2 separate regions of the Mus musculus genome follow, and region 2 is linked to region 1. Evidence: chromatin contacts called from ENCODE Hi-C or POLR2A ChIA-PET data. All regions are on one chromosome and are shown on one strand. The core of a region is the stretch at or near the end of the contact, and the rest is flanking DNA. Distances in the headings are between cores, read along the strand shown. Region 1 overlaps Sdk2 (sidekick cell adhesion molecule 2). Region 2 has its middle 9.7 kb from the start of Gm31781.

The links. A loop is a pair of places that touch in the nucleus more often than their neighbours do. ChIA-PET counts read pairs that join two places held with the same protein, here RNA polymerase II (POLR2A).
Region 2: a map of left cerebral cortex shows a loop between it and region 1 (4-fold over the local background). The contact joins two enhancer-like sites. A Hi-C loop is called at or near these places in 1 of 37 maps with a recorded cell type or tissue (left cerebral cortex). POLR2A ChIA-PET finds 5 or more read pairs at or near these places in 2 of 5 experiments (both embryonic stem cell).

Annotation. Positions count from the first base shown.
Region 1 is chr11:113,807,156-113,813,582 of GRCm38, forward strand. It overlaps Sdk2 (sidekick cell adhesion molecule 2), which reads right to left. Exons shown (of 45, transcript NM_172800.3): 37 at 3,174-3,360. Among named protein-coding and RNA genes, the nearest start is that of Gm51930, 6.2 kb to the left of the region's middle. Within about 2 kb of position 3,544, at least 2 of the 3 ENCODE cell types and tissues checked have a DNase peak (open chromatin) inside an H3K27ac peak, as active enhancers do.
Region 2 is chr11:114,632,708-114,639,134 of GRCm38, forward strand. No RefSeq gene overlaps it. Among named protein-coding and RNA genes, the nearest start is that of Gm31781, 9.7 kb to the left of the region's middle. Within about 2 kb of position 3,789, at least 1 of the 3 ENCODE cell types and tissues checked has a DNase peak (open chromatin) inside an H3K27ac peak, as active enhancers do.

The DNA.
Region 1 (6,427 bases), core at 2,294-4,793:
CCCACCAGGCCAGAACTAATCTTGACAGCTTCCGGCCCATCTCCCCCGCTGTCTTTGAAGGAGGGAGGTGAACTCAGGGCCCTTTCCTGCCCTCCCCCTCAACACACTAGGGGGTTAGAAGGACGTGGGACAGGACATTCTGTCCTATGCTACAGGACCGGAAGCTTCTAGGCTCCTGGGGGTGGGGTGGGGGCGCTCATGTCTGACCGGTGACACTGATGAAGTGTAGTCGAGATGGCCAGGCAGGCAGGCAGACGGACAGGCTAGCACACCCAAGCTCAGCCTCTGGCTGACCCGGGGAGCCAGGAGAGGGAAAGGCTGCCCTGGAGTGGGATCTTGTCCCAGAGAGGATCCCGCTTCTGCAGCAACTGAAGACTAGTGGGGGCCACATAAGGAAAGTATCAGGCTGGAAAAAGCCGCCTTCTGGAGGCCAGGGCAGAAGGCTATACTAACGGGCGATTTGTTCTAACAAAAATCGGAGGATGAAGCCAGGTGTGGTGGCGCACGCCTTTAATCCTAGCACTTGGGAGGCAGAGGCAGGCGGATTTCTGAGTTCGAGGATAGCCTGGTCTACAAAGTGAGTTCCAGGACAGCCAGGGCTACACAAAGAAATCCTGTCTCAAAAAAAAAAAAAAAAAAAAAAAAAAAATCGGAGGATGCTTGTTTCATATAAAATGCCATTTTGTTTGGCAAAGAGCTACAGACATCCTTCTATGTACCCACTCCTCCCTTATCTGTGGCGTTGGGAATTAAACCCAGGGCATCTCTCTCAGGCTAGGCAAGTGAGGTACCACTGAGATATCATCTAGAACTTCCCATATACATTAACTCATTTCTAGGTTACTTTCCATTCCTGACACATTGCAAATAGTACTGTATCTATTTACTAAGTAGTTGCTACTCGGTGCTGTTTGTACATGCTCAGTAAAGACACATTTGTTATTTGGTGCTGTCTGTCTTCAGCATAGATACATTTTCACTTGCTTATTTGCCTTTTGAGGCATTCTCCCTTAGCTCAGGGCAGTCTCGAACTTGCTGTGTAGCTAAAGGTGGCTCTGATCGACTTTAAAGGCTTACTTTTCTTTTCATTTATGTGCATGTGTGTCTCTGTGTGTGTGTCACACCAGCGCCCATGCCCATGGAGGCCAGCACAAAGGGGGTTGGGTCCCCTGGAATTGAGGCTCGAGGTGGTTGTGAGACACTTAATGTAGGTTCTGGGAATGGAACTCAGTCTCTTGGAAGAACAGCAATGCTGAGCCATCTCTGAGCCCTGGCTCTTGCCCATTCCTGGCTTCACCTCTTAAGGTCTGTGCTGCTGCACCCAGACAGACGCAATTTTGGGGAATATTTTCCTTTCTTGGTTGGTTGAAACTGCAGATATGAAATTCATGGCTTTGAGGGTTGACACACGGGGGAAGAGAGAGAGAGAGAGAGAGAGAGAGATCCTGAATTCTCTCAGATCTCAGATCTGCCTTGGTTCCAGCATCTGCCCTTTCCCCTATGACCTTACCAGGGGATCAGGAGCAAAAAGCCTATTTTCTGGGGTGACTCTAACCCCTGTTGTTAGACAGACACTACACTGCTTACTCCCTGGGAATTCTAGGGGAATCCAGTGTGACACTGACCAAAAAGTGGCTTTGGACACCTCAGGACAAGGGGATCTGTCCCCTCTCTCCTTCCTCCATCCTGCCTGGATCTAGTCCCCACCTCTCTCTGTCATCTCCTCCAGACTCAGCCCAGAAGGCAGAGCCAGTTTTTCTTTTTATTTCTTTTTCCCTTTCCCTTTCCCTTTCCCTTTCTTTCTTTCTTTCTTTCTTTCTTTCTTTCTTTCTTTCTTTCTTTCTTTCTTTCTTTCTTTCTTCCTTTCTCTTTCTTTCTTTCTTTCTTTCTTTCTTTCTTTCTTTCTTTCTTTCTTTCTTTCTTTCTTTCTTTCTTTCGGTTTTTTGAGACAGGGTTTCTTTTTATAGTCCTGGCTGTCCTGGAACTCACTTTGTAGACCAGGCTGGCCTCGAACTCAGAAATCCGCCCTTTTGAAAATTTTATTTGTTTATTTTTATTTCATGTTCATTGGTGTTTTTGCTTGCCTGCATGCCTGTGTGAGAGTATCAGGTCCCCTGAAACTGGAGTAGCAGGCAGTTACGAGCTGTCACGTGGGTGCTGGGAATTGAACCCCGGGTTTTTAAGAGCCAGTGCTTTTTTTTTTTTTTTTTTTTTTTTGAGACAAGGTTTCTCTGTATAGCCCTGGCTGTCCTGGAACTCACTCTGTAGACCAGGCTAGCCTCAGAAATCTGCCTGCCTCTGCCTCCTGAGTACTGGGATTAAAGGTGTGTTCCACCACTGCCCAGCTCAGCCAGTACTCTTAACCACTGAGGCAGAGTTCTAATTCTTAACCGCTCCAACCCTCTGAGTCTCCCCATCACACTCAACACAAATCCTGTTCTCCAGACCCTTGGGAATCGGGCCTCACTCCACCTCTCTTGTCAACACCGGGGTCTGTCCCTCGAATCCCCTCCAGCCTCCTGGCCTCTGCACCTGCTGGTCCTTCTGACAGGAATCCTGCTTCCGGCTTCCTGCTTGTCTCCAGAACTTCCCACAGCTGGTCTCCTCTGGCTCAAAGCTCAGCTCAGGTGTAGCCAGCCATCTTGTGAACCACACCCTGCTCCCCTTAGCTCCCCCTACCCCCCAGCCAGCTCATCTGTGCTGTGCTTGTTTATGTCCTGTCCCCTGGCCTCAGCAGGACACAGACTTACTTTTAAAAAAAAAATCATTGTTTCATCACCAGTGTGAAGCAAAAGTGTGGGCTCACAGAAGACAATGAACGCGGGGTGTGCTGAGCAAAGGCAAGGAGACAAGAAAGGAGGAGAAAGCCAAACAGGGGCGGGGAGTGGCGGCTGTCCCAAAAGCTGAGACAAGGTGGGCAGAACAGGCTAGGTGAGATCTGGGGACTTTCTCAAGGTTCCCAGTGAGAGTTTCTTTTTTTCTTTCTTTTCTTTTCTTTTTTTTATGGACACATAGAGCCTTCTTTGCAGGCTGGGCTTTTCTTTCCACAGGGCATCTGGAAGTGGGGCCTGGGTATCCGAACCCAGTTCCCCGGCTGCGTGAAAGCTCCGACACCAGACGTGGACACCAGTTTGTCCCCCAAACCCTGACCTCCCCAAGAGACTTCTCCCTACCTGCTTGCTGAGTCTGGCCCCGGGTCGGGGTGCTCCTCGGCCCATCCCCCGCAGCATTGAAGGCTGCCACGCTGACCATGTAGGCTGTGTAGCCCGTCAGGTTCTTGAGTTTCACGCTGTTCTCAGCCAAGAAGAGAGTCTTCACCCTCTCTGTGAGGTTCCTCCGTTGGACTTCCCAGAAATAAATCTGTGGGAACCAAAGATTGTGGGATGAGAGGGACGAAGACATCAGGCCTCCCCTCCGCCCCTGCCCATCTCGGGGGTTCAAAGACACCCCTGCTTTCAACCAGGAAACAATATGGAAGTAGCTAAGAGCTATTTAAGAAGGATTCGGGAACTTTTCACTTTGTAGTCAATACCGACCCTCCGATCGTCTGTAAGCGTCATCCCCTGTGTATCTTGTGTCTCTGGGGTTGGCATCTGTCCCATGTAACAGGCGTGTCAGCCTCAATAGGAACCTGCATCTCACCAGCCTGAGCTGGAGAGGCGGGAGCAATCATGGGCTCTGCTCCACTGTGTGGGGCACAAGGGCTAACAGCTTGGCAATGCCAGGGCACTGGTGAGGAGCAGAGAGCCTCAGCTCTGCCCCGTGTGCCACATAGGCAGCCTCAGCTGCTAAGGCCCCTGTAAAAAGCTCCCGCTGTAAATAAAGTTCCTGGTGGTGCATATGCGCAATCCAATCTGATAATCGTGGATCAAAGTCTGAAAAGTCTGGTGCAGGCTAGACAGAGGTGGCATTCGGTTTGTGGCTCAACTCTTGATGGCACCATTTGCTAGGCCTGTGACTTGGTCAGCTGCAGAGGGCTTAAGGACACCCGCTTTCCGGGGCGAGCAAGAAGACTGCAGGCCGTAAGGACTGGCCAGCTTCTAAGGGTATTGTTACACGCTTGTGGAGGATTTTAAGTCCTCAGTGCAGCAGGAGCTTCGTGGAGCCTCCGGGCACTCTATAATGAGCATGGTTAGTGCTTTTAAACACGCATCGAAGACTCTCAAATTACATTAAGAGCTGGTATTCTGCTACATACAGCCTGGCATCCCAAACCCTGTACAGGATTGACGATCATTTGGCTCCCTCTGCTGGCCAGAGAGGGTTCTGAACGCTATTGGAGTTTCCTTTCCTCCATACCAATAAAAGTAGGAAAGAGCTAATAAAAGTGTCCACCCCCAGCGTGTGCAGAGGCAGTCAGGACATCTTGTTACTACAAAAGATTTGCTTCTCTACTGCCTTGCTTCCATTTAAAAAATCTTTTTATACGGGGAATTGAGGTCTCCATTCATAAAATCACCCACGCATCCACTGACTATGAGAACGCAACAGCCACAAAGCAGTCTCCTGGATTCATCGTTTGGGGAAGAGCTCAAGGCTAGCTCTACAGCTCTGCACACGCCCTGAGCATCAGCAGCTTGGCGAAGACAGTCAGAGAACTGTTGGATTCTCCTGGCCTGAGGAGAGGGATAGAGGGGTTTCCAGGGCCTCTGTGGAAATGCAGGGGTAGCTGGAACGGTAGGGGAGGCCGAGGAGGGGTGACGGCTGTGTGAGGAGAAACAGGCAGGGGAATGTCATGTCTCAACTGGGTGAGGCACGGTGCTGTGGAGACAGGCTGGGCGAAGCTTGTGACCGGTTGATGAAGAACAGGGCAGATTTATCAGCAGCCTTAGCAGTGTGAGATTTGGAGGAACGGTGAAGATGAGAACGTACTTGGGGTTGGGTTTGGAAAAGAGAGTAGAGAGTCAGCTTGAGCGGGGCAGAGACTATGGGAGATTGTCTTTGGTTTCCTTCTTTCCAGCTCTTCCCTCCTTCCTGCCCTCTGCTGGAGGGTCTCTCTCCCTCCGCTGAAGATGGAGCCTGAGTTCTATGTAGACTGTCTCGTGCCCGTGTCTCACCAGAACACAGCAAACTGGTCAGCAAGCACTTTATCGTTTAGCGATGTCCCTGTATCATGGGAGAAGCCTTTGAATGAATCCTCCAGCAAAGAGACCCAACAAGGACATAATGAGATGTGAACAAAACCGCGAGGTCAGGAAAGGGCATTAGGAACGGAGACAAGGGGCTGGGGAGATGGCTCAGTGGTCAAGAGCGCCGACTGTTCTTGCAGGGGACCCGGGTTCTCACAACTGTCTATAACTCCAAGATCTGACACACCCTCACACAAGATATACACAAGATGTGGACAAAACACCAGTGCACATAAAATAAATAAATAAATAATTTTTTTTAAAAGAGGAAATAAGGGACTGGAGAGGTGGCTCAGTGGTTAAGAGCACTGACTGCTCTTGAAGAAGACCTGGGTTTGGTTCCCAGCACCCATCTAGTGGCTTAGAAGCTCCTATGTGTCTAGTTCTAGGAGATCTGATGCCCTCTTCTGGCCTCCTTGGGTCCCTGTGGTGCACATGAACTCATGCAGACAAGCACATAAACATATGAAAATACTAAGTAATGAACAAAAGAAGAAACAAATTTCAGAATGCCTTTATGGCCTGCCTATGACTGGTCCTAGAGGGAGATACTTGGTGTTGTTGGGGAGACAGGGTCAATGGCTGGGGAGGGCATTGGGCAGGGCAGTGCCAAGGTGTAGGACATACAGAAGCAGGCTGCCTGCTTGCTGTCAGTAGACCTTTGTTAGATGAGGATACACAGTAAAAGGGACAAGGGCTGAGGCTGGATCCTGGTCCCCAAGGTGACATGATTGATTGGTAGAGCACCCACTCATGGGGAAGTGAGTATGTACTGAACCCAGGCTATGGGCTCCAGAGGGCAGGCACCCTGGCCCATCTGGCTCCTTTGTGTCCCAGACACCTCACTCATGGTTGATACATAGGCCAACAGACATGTCATGGGGGGAAGTGGCTGGAGCGGCAGCAGATGACGCTGACCCCATTTCTTTTTTTTTTTTTTTTTTTAAGATTTATTTATTTATATGTAAGTACACTGTAGCTGTCTTCAGACACCAGAAGAGGGCATCGGACCCCATTGCAGATGGTTGTGAGCCACCATGTGGTTGCTGGGAATTGAACTCAGGACCTCTGGAAGAGCAGTCAGTGCTCTTAACCACAGAGCCATCTCTCCAGCCCGGGAGTCAGATCTTGTTATGGATGGTTGTGAGCCACCATGTGGTTGCTGGGATTTGAACTCTGGACCTTCGGAAGAGCAGTCTAGAAGAGCAGTAGGGTGCTCTTACCCACTGAGCCATCTCACCAGCCCCTGACCCCATTTCTTAACTCTTGGTTTTTATTCCCAGCCCGTTTCCCCTTTA
Region 2 (6,427 bases), core at 2,539-5,038, 830 kb after region 1:
GTGGGCACCAAGCCCAGGTGTACATACATTCATGCAGGCAAAACACTCACGCACATAAAATAAAATAAATCATTTTTAAAGGGAAGAAAGAAAGAGAGAAAGAGAGAGAGAGAGAGAGAGAGAGAGAAAGAAAGAAGGAAGGAAGGAAGGAAGGAAGGAAGGAAGGAAGGAAGGAAAGAAAGAAAGAAAGAAAGAAAGGAAGGAAGGAAGGAAGGAAGAAAGGAAGAAAGAAAGAAAGAAAGAAAGAAAGAAAGAAAGAAAGAAAGAAAGAAAGAAAGAAAGAAAGAAAGAAAGATCCAAGCAAAGAACCGTCGCTTTAGAGACCAGGGTTTTTATCAGAGACCAAAGGATGGCTGCTCTAAATTGGAGGTCGAGACTGACCTTGGACGTTTTAGACTCTTTAGACTAGGTAAACAAAGAAAATAAGTACTCTTCTATTACAGAGGAGAAGCGAGGTCATTGCTACGTGTGGGATCAACAAGTTCAGAATCATTTCCGATGAACCACTAGCCTGCCCATGTCCAGGACAGCCAGGGATGCAGGAGAAATCCTGTCTCAAACAAACAAACAAACAAAAAACCCCAGAGACTTGAGTTGAAATGCATATCACCACATAAAAGCCAGATGCACAGCACAAATGTGTAATCCCAGCAATCCTACAGGGAAGTAGGGCTGGAAATGAAAGAGAACCCGAAAGCTTGTGGACCAGCGAGCTTGGCATGCATAGCGTACAAACAGCATAGAAATCCCGTCATAAGCATGGCAGGGACCAGCACCCAGCATTGTCCTCTGATCTCCACAGGACATCATGCCATAGGCATGCCCACATTCACACCCATGAATGTGCACGCATGTGCACACACACACCATACATACACAGGAAAGAACCTCTGACTCCCCTCTTCCTGGTTTATGTATACATATTTATACTTCCATATGTTAACTAATTTCTGGCTCTTTTCCCTTTTCACTTTATACCAAGATTATTGGCACTGGCTCATTTTCCAGTTTGGTCTTGGAGTTACAGAGAATTCCTACAGGGCTGCAGATAAACTTGGGAGGTACCCAACGCCACAGAAACCTCAGTGCCATGGCTGTCACTCAAAGGTAAATGGAATGGCTGCTAGGAGACATGAAGTCTCTCTTACAGAGTGTCCCAGTGTCTTCGTTAGGGTTAGGATTGCGGTGATAAAACACCATGACCAAAGCAAAACTTGGAGAGAAAAGAGATTATTTGGCTTCCTGGCTTGCTCCCTGGGGCTTGCTCAGCTGCTTTCTTATAGAACCCAGGACCACCAGCCTAGGGGATGGCACCACCCACAGTGGGCTGGGACCTCCCACATCGATCACTTATTGAGAAAATGTCCTGCAGGCTTTTCTGTAGCCTGATCTTAAGGAGGCATTTTCTCAATTGAGGCTCCCTCCTTCCAATGACTTTAGCCTCTGTCAAGTTGACATAAAACTGCCCAACACTTCTAATTACCTTTAACTGTAAACACGGCCTAGAGTCACCTGAGAAGGGAGTCTCAACTGATGGATTTCCAGGATTATGTCTGTGGGGATTTGTCTTGATTATTAACTAATGCTGAAGTTAGTTAAAATTAATCAATTAGAATGGTGGGCAGCACCATTCTCTATGTAGGTGGTCCTGGGCTGTGTAAGAGAGCCAGCGAGTGCCGGGAATAATTGAAAAAAGCATTTAATCTCAGCACTGGGGAAGCAGAGGCAGGTGGATCTCTATGAGTTTGAGGCAAGCTGATCTATATAGTGAGTTCCAGGCCAGCCAAGGGCTACATAATGAAACCCTGTCTCATAGGTAGGTAGATAGATGGATGGGTGGATGGGTGGGTGGGTGGATGGATGCATGGATGCATGGAGAGATAGATAGATAGATAGATAGATAGATAGATAGATAGATAGATAGATGAAAGAAAGAAAGAAAGAAAGAAAGAAAGAAAGAAAGAAAGAAAGAAAGAAAGAAAGAAGTACTAAAGTAGAGAAAGACAGTTAAGCAGGAGCTTGGAAGTCAGCAAGCCAGCAAGCAGCTTTCCTCTGTGAGTCCTGCCTTCAGGATCCTGTCCTGAGTTCCCACCTTGGCTTCCCTCAGTGATGGATTGTGACCTGGAATTGGGAGCCAAATAAACCCTTTACTCCTAACGTGGCTTTTGGTCGTGTTCTGTTACAGCGATGAGTTAAAGTTAGAACATAGGTGAAGTCATGCATTTGTTCTTGCTTTCATTAGACAAGGTCCAAATGTGTGTGGGTGGATGCTGGGTCACCCTGGGGAGGTTAGAATGATGCCAGTCCCATCTCCCCTTCACCACAGGCTCCCTGTGGTAGGTCCGTTCAAGGTGAATAACTCGTCAGCATTAACCTAGCAAAGATGTGGGCTGGGGCTGGGGCAAAGGTGACGCTGGTGGCTTAATTAACGTGACCTCACTATTAGGTTTCAAGGAACAGTCAGGCTGAAGCATCCAAGGGTCCTGGGACTGGGGTGTCGAGAGTTGCCCAGAGCAGAAAGCAGTTCCATACCCATCCTTGGAGAGGACTTAGACTCTCTCCCAGGGAAATCACTTGAGAGTCTCCAGAGGGAAGAGCTATCCTCGTCACCGGCAGCAAGCACTCCAATGTCCTTGTGTTGACCTTCAGCACAGCTGCCCTTGCTCCCCATCAGGTCCCATCTCCCCCCTAGACATTTGCCCAGACTAGGCCTCTCTCCCTGCCTGAGAACTTCCCATTGGAACTACCGGCCCTCAGAAACCTCGTTAGGACACTAGTTAGAGTGATCAGCTAATTCACAGCGAAGTGTTAGCAAAGGAAAATGGTTTACCCATCCTCAGGGTATTTTATTTTAATGGAGTCTTTGGTTGACAAATATTTACTGAACAGTCTATTACATGCAAGAAACTATGTAAAATTCCTAGGGGGAGCCAGGGCCTGACCTAAATAAATCACAGTCTCTAATGACGGAACTTGAGACTCTGTGGGGAAGCAACCAGGGGAGGCAGCAGATAACCTCTCTTATCTCTGTGTAAAGCCTGAAGCTTGTGATCTCCGGCCACCGTACTGCAATAGGGGCCCGTAGCCGTCACCACCCTGAGTGGAGACATTTCTAGGACTGCCCTTGGGGGCTCAAGAGCCAATCCCTGCCTTACATTTGAAGATTCCTAACTCTTGCACTGAAGAGCCGGGAGGAAAGTAAGTGTTGGGGTGTGGGGTGGGGATTGGGCTCTGTTCCTCATCCTCTGATGAGTATACTGGGGGCCTCCATCATTCTTCTTACTCCAATGTCCCTCTTCTGCCTCCATCTCTACAACCTCCATTTGGTACATTTTCTGGGAGCCTCTGGAACACACAAAGCTCTACCAGGAGTGAAGCTTGGGGCACACGGAAGTGTTCCAGGGTGTCGATGTGGCCCATGCTGTGATGCTATGTGAGGTGGGTTCTCCCCAGCTTTTGGCTGTCTTTCTCCTCTCCCCTCCCTCCACATCTGACATTGTCTTTCCTTTCTCTCAGCCAGGAAGCAAAAAGGCTCCTAAAGCCTGATTGCCCAGCTCCACCCTCTCCTTGCTGACAATGTCACGTACACACACACACACACACACACACACACACACACAGTTGTCTGCAGTTGGACTGGATGGAGGTAATGTGGTTCTGAACTCCAGGGATCCTCAGACGACTCACTACATAAAATATACGGAAACTCTTAAATAGACAGTGGCATCCACACTCACCCCGCAGGCACTTACCACCAGTTAGAACTTCCCTTGCAAGAGGCCATCCCCAGCTCCGTCTGTTAAGAAACACTGACATCTAGTGGCTGAATGTGGGACCTGCAGCAACGACTTGCCTTCCAAGAATAGGGTCCGTGGCTGCAAGAGCTGACCCCTCCCATGCCTCAGGACTTTCTAAACAGCAAAGAAACCCCAGCCCCAGCCCCCACCTCATGCTTCTCTTTGATGTTTTCATCCCTCCCCCTTCTGAAAAGCCCCCAGGCTCCCCAAGTACTATGAGAGTCACGAACCCCTGTTAAAATGGTCACGTATGCCTGGTTCTTGCTAAATGTATCCCAGAAGCTTACCGTTGAAAAGAGAGATGTCATAAATGAAACAGGCCGTGGATAATCCACAAAGTGAGTCATTAGGTGCTGAGTTTAAGCCCATGTGCCAGAAGCCACGCAGCGCTTCCAGCTCAGCACCACCGAGGGGGCGGGGGGGGGGGGGGAAGCAGACAGTAAAGTGAGCAAGGCTGTTTTCCCCACCAGCTGCCAATCATCCATCTGACAGCCTTGCAGGCATGTGGACCACAGCTGCTTACTCAGCGCTCCAGGTGCCAGGCAAAGCACTGGGCAATCAACAGTGTACAGTGCGTGTGCGTGTGTGTGTGTGTGCGTGTGCGTGTGTGTGTGCGTGTGCGTGTGCGTGTGCGTGTGCGTGTGTGTGTGCGTGCGCGCGCGCACGCGCGTGTACGTGTGTGTGCGTGCTCGTGTGTATGTGTGTACGTGTGTGCCTGTGTATCTGTGTGCTGGGGAAGGCTGCACAAAAGGAAGGATGTGCACAGCGTGAGTCACTGGCAGACATAAGCAAGTGAACCATAAAATAATCTAAATTCATTTATTCAACAAATGCTTCCAAGCACCTGCTGTGTAAGCGTGAGGAGCTGCCTCCCTCGCTGCATTGGGCTTCCTTCCACCCTCCCGCCCAGCATCTCCGGAGCAAAGTCCACCTCTTGAGCCTCCTTGCCTCCAACTGACCTACATTACCTCAATATTGTCTTTTCTCTACACAGCCCTACAACCCTGGGACCCAGCACACAGGAGGGGCCTGGTGTGTGCTTATTGGAGACATTAATCTAGTACAGTACCTACCCAGAGTGGAAACTCTTCGAAGAATGTTCCCCATGGCTGGACACCCCAGCCCTCCTCATACACGCCCACTGATGGGCGCTCATCATTCCCTAGATGGTTAGCCAGACCTGGCCTCTGAGGCAAGAAACACAAGCACACGTTGGATTTCCCTTCATGGCTCTTCAGGTTCCCCGCCCCCTCCCATCCTTCTGCTCCTATCTGCCCACTGCAATGACCACAGATGACCTCTTCCTACACCCCAACTACCAGCTTGCTTTCTTGTTAATTTTGGTTTTGGTTTCGTTCGGTTTCAAGTCAAGGTCTCTCACCATATAGCCTTGGCTGTCCTGGAACTCACTATGTAAACTAGGCTGGCCTTGAACTCACAGAGATCTCCCTGCCTCTGTGCTGGAATTAAAGGCATGCACCACTACATCCAGCCCCAGTTTCTTTCTTGAGGCAGTAGGGGAGGTGGCCACAGACCCTACAGCGAGACCCTACAGCAAGATCCCTCAAGGCTCTCTGCTCACTGGAGTGATGTCGCCCCACCTCCCAGTCCCCTTTTGCTTCAACTCTCCTGGGAAATATCCAAAGCCCTAGGGTGAGTCTGCCTGGCCAGCTCAGACCCCATTCCCCTCAGAGCCACTCCTACAGCCTGGGACGACACATGTGATTGTTCAGAGAGGTTACACGTCTTACCCTGTGGCCAGGGGGACAGGAGAAAACCCACTACAATTACCAGCCCACCTGCCTCATGTGGACTGGGGGAGGGATAGTTTCCCAACGGAGAGAGGGTATGTGACCAGGAAGAGAGGAAAGATGTAGAAGGGAGCAGGTGACTGTGTCCCCCAAAATGCATGTTCACTCAGATCCTCAGATGAACTCCCATTTGAGAGGAGAGTTTGTGGGTGTTCTGTGGATATGGGGCAAGAGGAGCTCGTCTCGAGTCAGTGTGGCACTAGATCCAGCCACAGTCCTTATATCAGGGCAGCGGGAGGGAAGGTGGCCATGTTTTCCTGGAGGCAGAGAACTGAGCAACAAGCCAGGGCCACCAAAAGCTCAGAGAATCAAGGAAGGGTCCCCACCCCACCCACACCCCCCTCACTATCCCCCCACCCCCACCCCCCAGCCCCATCAGGAAGCTCAGACCTGCTGACAGCTGAATCTCAGACCTCAGGCCTCTAGGAGAGAGACAAAATCCACTTCTGATATTGCAGGCCAACTTAGCGGTGGTTATTTTCTGGCGGCGCTGGGAGGGGCACAAGCTGGTGGGGACTCCAGGTGGCTTCCCAGAGTGGCATTTGCAGCAAGCAAGCTTGCAGCCTTCAGCTCAGCCACTGGGGTTGCCTAGCGGGGAGATTTTTTAAACTCCTAGCCCATTCGGATAATGTCTAAATAAGCAGAGAAATCTTGCGAGCATGGTACCTCAGGCCTATAATTTCAGCATGGGTGAGGCGAAGGCAGGAAGACTAGAGGTAGTTCAAGGCCATCCTAGGCTACAGGGTGGATTGATTCCAGGGCAGCCTTGACAACAAGGACGCTCTCTGTCTCACAAATAAATAATAAATCCCTCAGTGG